Regions from separate parts of the Homo sapiens genome. Here region 2 is linked to region 1. Evidence: chromatin contacts called from ENCODE POLR2A ChIA-PET data. All regions are on one chromosome and are shown on one strand. The core of a region is the stretch at or near the end of the contact, and the rest is flanking DNA. Distances in the headings are between cores, read along the strand shown. Region 1 holds the start of DAGLB (diacylglycerol lipase beta). Region 2 holds the start of ZNF655 (zinc finger protein 655).

Region 1 (3,899 bases), core at 149-2,648:
TGATGAGCCCAGGCAGGAGATGAAGGTGGCTCAGACCAGGGTGGGGCAGTGGGGGTACTGAAAAGCGCTCAGACTCCACCCCGCCAGCTGCAGGGTGGTTTCAGACCCTGAACTCGAGGGGTTCCTAACACGGGCTCCTTACAGCAAGGGGCACAGATGGAAGCAATGTTGTCCCATGCTTGCAAGTCTCACAGAACGGGATATGAGTCCCACACCTGCCATTGACAGCCTGGGTCTCTAGGCTAGCTAATTCCTCCAGGCCTGAAGCGTCCCTCCTTATAAAATGAAAATTTCGGTCAGGTGTAGTGGCTCACGCCTGTAATACCAGCACTTTGGGAGGCTGCGGCGGGAGGATGGTTTGAGGCCAGGAGTTCAAGACCGGCCTGGGCAACAGAGTGAGACTCCGGTCTCTACAAAAAATAGGAAAATTTATGGAGAAACCCCATCTCTACTAAAAATACAAAATTAGCTGGGCATGGTGACACATGCCTGTAATCCCAGCTACTCAGGAGGCTGAGGCAGGAGAATCGCTTGAACCCAGGAGATGGAGGTTGTGGTGAACCAAGATCGCGCCATTGCACTCCAGCCTGGGGCAACAAGAGCAAAACTATGTCTCTAAATAAATAAATAAATAAATAAATAAATAAATAAAAATAAATTAGCCGGGAGTGTGGCACGTGCCTTTGGTCTCAGCTACTCAGGAGGTTGAGGTGGGAGAGTCGCTGGAATCCAGGAATTCAAGGCGGCATTCAGGAGTTCAAGGCTGCAGTGAGTCATGATTGCGCCACTGCACTCCACCCTGAACGACAGAGCCATACGCTGCCTTAAACAAACAGACAAACAGGGCCGGGCGCAGTGGTTCACGCCTGTAATCCTAGCACTTTGAGAGGCCCAGGCGGGCGGATCACTTGAGGTCAGGGGTTCGAGACCAGCCTGGCCAACATGGTGAAACTTCGTCTCTACTAAAAATACAAAAATTAGCCGTGGTGGCGCGCTCCTGTAATCACAGCTACACCGGAGCCTGAGACAGGTGAATCGCTTGAGCCCGGGAGGCGGAGGATGCAGTGAGCCGAGATCACACCCACTGCACTCCAGCCTGGGAACAGAGCGAGACTCCGTCACCAAAAAAAAAAAAAAAAAAAAAAAAAAAAAAAAAAAAAAAAGGAAAAGGAAATATCACCAGAACGGATATCACTGCACTCTTCACGAAAAAGAAAAAGAAAATACCAGAACGGATTTCACCGACCGGCAGACCTGCAATCGACTCAGCCAGCGCCTTCCGGATCAGCGTTTCTGCGCAGGCGCAGACAGCTCCGGCGGAAGAGGCGGTGTAGGGCTCAGTGCGCTTGCGCCGATCTCGGCCTCAGCGTGAGCATGCGCAGGTCCCCGCCCTCGCTGCGTTTGCGCTTGAGCGCCGATAATTTGGTGGCGGCGTCCGGAGGGTGCTGGTTTGTTCTCGGTGAACGGCGCGCGGGGTCTCTCCTGAGTGCGAGCTACGGGACCTTCGCCATGCCGGGGATGGTACTCTTCGGCCGGCGCTGGGCCATCGCCAGCGACGACTTGGTCTTCCCAGGGTTCTTCGAGCTGGTCGTGCGAGTGCTGTGGTAAGGACGGCGGCTACGGGGGCGGTGGAGCCCACCGGAGAGGGAGCGGGGGGCGAGCTGTCCCTTGAGACGGTGACAGAAGTGGCTTCCCAAGCACTGTCGCGGTCCCAGCGCTGGCCACGCATCCTCTTATCGAGTTCTCACCACTGCCCGAAGAGGTGGGCAGTGGTGCTGTGTCCATTTGACGGATGACAAACCGAAGCCCCCAGAGTGTGTGGGCTGACCCCGGGGGACAAACAGGGGGTTTCGAAGTCCGCGCAGCAGGACGCGAGCACCCCTTTGTGTGCAGCGCCGAGACCTGGCCCTGGGGTGCCACGAGGGTGTTACCGCCGGCAAAAGCCTTGGCCTCGAGTTCTCCTTTCTTGAGGCGGGAGCAGCCACTTGTGCCCTTCCTTCCCTTTGTACGGGGCACTTGAATCTGCAACACGAAGGATAGGAAAAAATACCGAGCCGGTTGTGGCTGCATTTCGTGAGAAGCAGACAGGCTCAACATACAACGCTGTTGTCTTTCAAAGTGTGGAATCAGTGGGAAGTGGCATTGGTACCTGAAGTCTGTTCCCAGAGGATCTGTGCAGGGAATGAATCATTGTTATGCAAAAGTAGATTCTTGGCTGGGCGCCATGGCTCACGCCTGTTATCTCAGCACATTGAGAGGCTGAGACGGGAGGATTGCTTGAGGGCAGGAGTTTGAGACCAACCTGGGCAACATAGTGAGACCCCTTTTCTTTTTATTTTTTTGAGACAGGGTCTCACTCTGCTACCCAGGCGGGAGTGCAGTGGTGCGATCACCACTCACTGCAGCCTCAACCTCCTGGGCTCAAGCGATCTTCCCACTTCACTCTTCCAAGTAGCTGGGACCACAGACTCGTGCCACCACGCCCAGCTAACTTTTTCTATTTTTTGTAGAGATGGAGTCTCACCGTGTTGCCCAGGCTAGTGTCCAACTCTTGTGCTCAAGTGATCCTCCTGCCTTGGCCTCCCAAAGTGCTAGGATTACAGACGTGAGCCGCCGTGCCGGGCCTAGATCTTTTATTGTTGGCAATTATATTCCAGGCCAGGTGCAGTGATTCATGCCTGTAATCCCAGCACTTTGGGAGGCCAAGGCAGGAAGATCACTTGAAGCCAGGAGTTCAAGACCAGTCTGGGCAACATAGCAAGACCCTGTCTCTACAAAAAGAAAATTATATTCCAAAGTGAACCTTGCCTTGTTTTGGAAAATATTAACTCCTTTTATTTCTTTTTTTTTTTTTTTTTTTTTTTTTTTTTTTTTGAGACGGAGTCTCATATCGTTGCCCAGGCTGGAGTGCAGTGACACGATCTCGGCTCACTGCCACCTCCACGTCCCAGGTTCAAGCAATTCTCCTGTCTCAGCCTCTCGAGTAGCTGGGACTACAGGTGCGCACCACTACGCCCAGCTATTTTTTTTTTTTTTTTTGTATTTTTCGTAGAGACAGGGTTTCACCATGTTGATCAGGATGGTCTCGATCTCCTGACCTTGTGATCCGCCCACCTCACCCTCCCAAAGTGCTGTGATTACAGGTGTGAGCCACCGCGCCCTGTCCCCTTTTATTTCTTTGTATCATGTTCTACACAGCAGCTCCTTGGATTTCATTTCTGACCCTTCCCTTTTTTTTTTTTGCCAGGTGGATTGGCATTCTGACGTTGTATCTCATGCACAGAGGAAAGCTGGACTGTGCTGGTGGAGCCTTGCTCAGCAGTTACTTGATCGTCCTCATGATTCTCCTGGCAGTTGTCATATGTACTGTGTCAGCCATCATGTGTGTCAGCATGAGAGGTAAAAAGTAGCCTTTTCTATTTGATACCTATTTTTTTATAGCTTTATTGAGATATAATTCACATACCATACAATTCACTTCTGTAAACTTTCCAATTCAACAGTTTTTAATATAATCACAGAGTTGTGCAGCCATCACCATCATCAAGTTTATACCATTTTCTTCACTCCTGAAAGAAATCCTGTACCAGGCGGGACACAGTGGCTCACACCTGTAATCCCAGCACTTTGGGAAGCCGAGGTGGGTGGATCACTTGAGGCCAGGAGCATGAGACTAGCCTGGCCAACACAGTGGAACCCCATCTCTACGTCTCTACTAAAAATAGAGAAAATTATGTTGGTGCATGCTTGTAATCCCAGCTGCTAGGGAGCTGAGATCATGCCACCGTACTCCAGCCTGAGTGACAGAGTGGAGACTCTGTCACAAAACGGAAAGAAAGAGATCCCATACCCATTAGCAGTCACTCCTCATTTTCCCCAAACTCTCCCAACCCTAAGCA
Region 2 (4,319 bases), core at 1,208-3,707, about 93 Mb before region 1:
ACAAAGCAAAGAAAAACTAAGTGAAGGGAACAGGGGAAAGAAAGGTCCTGAACCTAAGAGGAAGTGAGAGCCAGGAAAGGACTGTGAGATGTGGCAAAAGCAGCATATCTTAGAAATTATTCTGGATGTGAGAACTGGGATGAAGTGAAGGTTGCCTGAAGGAAAAACCACCACAGCGAGTAAGCAGCCATCACTCTGCTTATTTGAGAAAGATGAGCTATCCTTAATAAAGGGGCTCAGACTAGGACTGAACTGAGTCACATCTGCCCCCTCTTTCATTCCTCCCTCTAGGGACCATGTTCTTATTCCAGTTCTTGGCCTCTCTCAAACCAGGCCCAGGAGCCCCCTCGGGAGCCCCTCCGCACTCCCACTCTCCCAGACGGAAGTGCTTTCTCTGCCTTACCCCCAGTGAGTCCCTGTTCCATGTCGGTGTCCTGCACAAACTGAGGCTCTGGGGACAGACACTCAGACTGGGTCTCCAAAGACTGAAACTGGACCCTTGGTGACCCTGCTGCTTCCTGGGCTGGTATTTCCTCCATCACTGCTCTGGAGGACAATGACCATCACTGCAAGGTAAGATTAAGAGAAATTACTGTAATAAGTTAAAGCATTTCATCATTTTATATCGTCAGGACTTTGCAAAGGATCTTACACACTATGGATATTCAATAAAAATTAGTTGATAATGATTAACCACCCTAAATAAGTAACAGAAAAATGGGGCCAGGCGCAGTGGCCTGTAATCCCAGCACTTTGGGAGGCTGAGGCGGGAAGATCACTTGAGGTCAGGAGTTCAAGACCAGCCTGATCAACATGGTGCAACTTCTTCTCTACTAAAAATACAAAAATTAGCCAGCGTGGTGGTGCGGGTCTGTAATCCCAGCTATTCGGGAGGCTGAGGCAGGAGAATTGCTTGAATACAGAAGGCATACGTGGCAGTGAGCCAAGATTGCACCACTGCACTCCAACCTGGGCAACACAGTGAGACTCCGTCCCAAAAAAAAAAAAAAGAAAAAAAAGAAAAAGAAATATGGATATGCTTCAGCTTTAAATACTTAAGAACCAAATCATAGAAGAGTCTCTAATTTGGAATTTGTGGCATTAAAAAAATTAACACGGTACAATTTAATAGTGTAAAGCTTTCTGTGGAAACTTTAAAATATTTAAAATTGGCCACGTGCGGTGGCTCAAGCCTGTAATCCCAACAGTTTGGGAGGCACAGACGGGTGGATCCCTTAAGCTCAGGAGTTCCAGACCGTCCTGGACAACATGGTGAAACCCCGTCCCTACAAAAAAAAAAAAAAAAAAAAAAATTAGGTGGCCCAGGCCTGTAGTTCCAGCTACTCCAAAGGCCAAGGCAGGAGAATCGCTTGAGCTTGGGAGGTAGAGGCTGCAGTGAGCTATGACTGCGCCACTGCATTCCAGCCTGTATGACAGCGTGACAGCCCACCTCAAATAAACAAAACAAAATATTTAAAATTTACAATCGTCTTTGGAGGCTCAAGTTGGTGCCCAGAGAAAAATGCTAGTTATGATTGCTCATTTTATTTTAATTTTGTTTTAGCAGAGATGGGAGTCTCGCTATGTTGCCCAGGCTGGACTCGAACGCCTGGCCTCAAGCGATCCTCCCACTTCGGCCTCCCAAAGTGCGGGGATTACGGCGTGAACCACCGTGACAGGCCCGCGTTTACGTAAATAAACTCATTTAAATAAATAAAACAGCAGGCCCCCTAGGAAATGTCTTGGTAACACCGTCAGCCCACTCCGATTTACTACACGGGCTTGGCGAATAAAACTCCACTTTTGGGGTCAGGCCCTTCGCTAACTCAGACCAGCTAGACCGGCCTTTTCCCGGAATCCTGAGAGCAACGCAGGTAAGAGCTGCGGTTCGAACAGGTTTGAGCGGCGTCCTTCAGGCCCAAGGACGCATGAGGGTGCCGTCCCCCTCCCACCACCCTCGCCCTGGGCCCCTGCCCGGCTCCCAGCTCGGTCCTCAGAAGGCCTTGCCCGGCGCTGCCCTCCTCCCACTTCCCTTTTAGGCCAAGGCAAAGTCCCAAAAGGACCAGTGAGGACATACAGACCAGCTCGCACCAGGGCACGGTCGCCGGCTCCTGACGGCGGGGCCCTCGGTCCGCGAGGTGAATGAACCAGGGCTGAAGAGAAACAGGCCCTCCTCGCACCCGGGCCTCCGCGCACTCTCGGGGAAGCGAACTACCGTCGGCCGCGGCCGGACGCCGCCTCCTTCTACTCCCGTGAAGGCAAAACAAGCTGCCACCCCGCTGCGACCCCAAAACGGCTTCCGGGTACTCACCGAGGGGAGGGGCGGGCCTGGCCGCTGTCCTGTCACCTACACACTCGCGCTCGGGGCCACCACAGCCTCTCCCGGGCCGCTGTAGACAGCCCCGAGGCCGGCGCTTCTCGGTGGCACTTCCGGCGACGGAGTGCAGGGTCCCGAATGAGGGCCCCCCCTCCTCCGCCCAGGCATGAGGGTCCCGGATGTGGGTGAGAGCCCCGGATGAGGGTCCCGGATGTGAGTGAGGGCCCCGGATGTGAGTGACGGCCCCGGATGAGGAACTCGGAGGAGGAGCTGGGCCCGCGCGTCCATGATTCGAAGGCTCGTTTTCGCAGCTTTTCCACGTCTTTTTCCGGTCCCACTGCCCTCCATGCTAACTCACTGGGCGTCTCTAGCCGTTATACCAACAATGACTGCGACCAGTGTTGGGAAAGCGCCCCCTGGGCCCCTCCCTGACGCCAGCCCATCCTTGAGACTCCCTGCAAGGAGGCGGCCCGACCCAGTGGGTGCGTGTCGTGGGGTGAGGAGGAATGGCCGACCTAATGGTCCCGCTTCCGTGAGTAGCACAGGGGTGCCTGCTCAGAGTGTAGTACAACGCTGACAAGTAGAAGGCGAGGATTGCGGGGCCTGGGTGAGATGGGACCCACTAAGTTGTGGGATCGAAATCTCAGTAGGTCCTTGGGGAAAGCGGGGACGGGAGGGGAGATGAGCAGATTGGAATAGAACCGAGAGAGACGGAGGAAACTGACAGTTGCGTCCCTGGTGGGAAGACTAAAATCTATGCAGAAACAGGGATAGGCAAAAGCATTGTGCACAAGCGGGACAGGCAGAGCGCCGGGACAGAAACCCTTAGGACATTCTGACACCTTGCTGAACCTGGATCCTTACAGAATATGTCTTGTAGGTGAAGCTAGATCTGCAAGGCATAGGCAAGCCTCTTAGAGAATCAGAAAAGTGATTTGGAAGGAACTTCAGCTGTTACTACTTTGTTTAAGCAAATCAAATGCTGTTCTTTAATGTTACTGGACGTTTCAAATTAAACACAAGAAAACCTGAAGTGTGGCATTTTATATATTTTTTCAAAATGTATCAGCTTCTTGGAGATTCTGATATTCCTTTCCTCTCTTTATCCCTAAGTATCATTTATCCAACCTAAATTCATACTAGGACACAATCTCTCTAGTCTGCAGTGCCCGTCACAGTGGAGTCAGGATCGGAGAAAGAAAATGCACTGCTTAGTCCATTTCATGCTGGACAGCTCCAATTAGAAACTTTTCCTTGTGTTGAACAGAAATACACCCCTGGTGATGTCTATCTATTGTTCCTGTTGACAGGTCCCCAGGACAATAGATGACACAGTACTTCTTCCTCTTCATAACGGCCATTTTAATATCCTAGGAGAGCTAAAGGTTTGGAGTTCTTCCTGAGTTGCCATTTCCCCACCTAGAACCCTTCACAGGTTGTACCTATTAGCAATGTGATGGGAAACCATTTCAGCAGCAAAGGTGAGTGAGCTATGGCAGTGAGGCACATCGCGTCCAAGTTTTAGCTGACTCAGGCAATTGGCTCCAGTGAGAGGACCACAAAAGGTACCCACTTAAAGAGGCCACTTCCCACCAGTACTCATCAAAACATAACAAAGTGTTAAGAAACAGCAGCTGCTATTTTGCTTTTGAGCAAAATTTTCTTTTAACAGTTTGCCAGATGACAGAGGTGGAAACAACTCAAAAAATTGTTACCTTTTTTCGTTTTTGTCTTTTTGTTGTTGTTGAGACAGAGTCTTGCTCTGTCGCCCAGGCTGGAGTGCAGTGGCGCGATCTCAGCTCACTGCAACCTCCAGCTCCCAGGTTCAAGCATTTTCCCTGCCTCAGCCTCCAGAGTAGATGGGATTACAGGTGGGCACCACCACACCTAGCTAATTTTTGTATTTTTAGTAGAGATGGGGTTTCACCATGTTGGCCAGGCTGGTCTCAAACTCCTGACCTCGGGTGATCCGCCCGTCTTGGCCTCCCAAAGTGCTGGGATT

Evidence for each region. ChIA-PET counts read pairs that join two places held with the same protein, here RNA polymerase II (POLR2A).
Region 2: POLR2A ChIA-PET joins it to region 1 with 13 read pairs in naive thymus-derived CD4-positive, alpha-beta T cell. The contact joins the promoter of ZNF655 here to the promoter of DAGLB in region 1. POLR2A ChIA-PET finds 5 or more read pairs at or near these places in 2 of 52 experiments (activated B cell and naive thymus-derived CD4-positive, alpha-beta T cell).

What each region holds. Positions count from the first base shown.
Region 1 is chr7:6,445,453-6,449,351 of GRCh38, reverse strand. DAGLB (diacylglycerol lipase beta) reads left to right here and starts at 1,398. Exons shown (of 15, transcript NM_139179.4): 1 at 1,398-1,604; 2 at 3,248-3,399. The coding sequence starts at 1,510. RefSeq lists an enhancer at 1,141-1,190.
Region 2 is chr7:99,556,780-99,561,098 of GRCh38, reverse strand. It overlaps ZNF655 (zinc finger protein 655), which reads right to left and starts at 2,457. Exons shown (of 3, transcript NM_138494.3): 1 at 2,312-2,457; 2 at 404-566. The coding sequence starts at 539. It also overlaps a transcript of FAM200A not described here. RefSeq lists enhancers at 2,383-2,652, 2,683-2,812.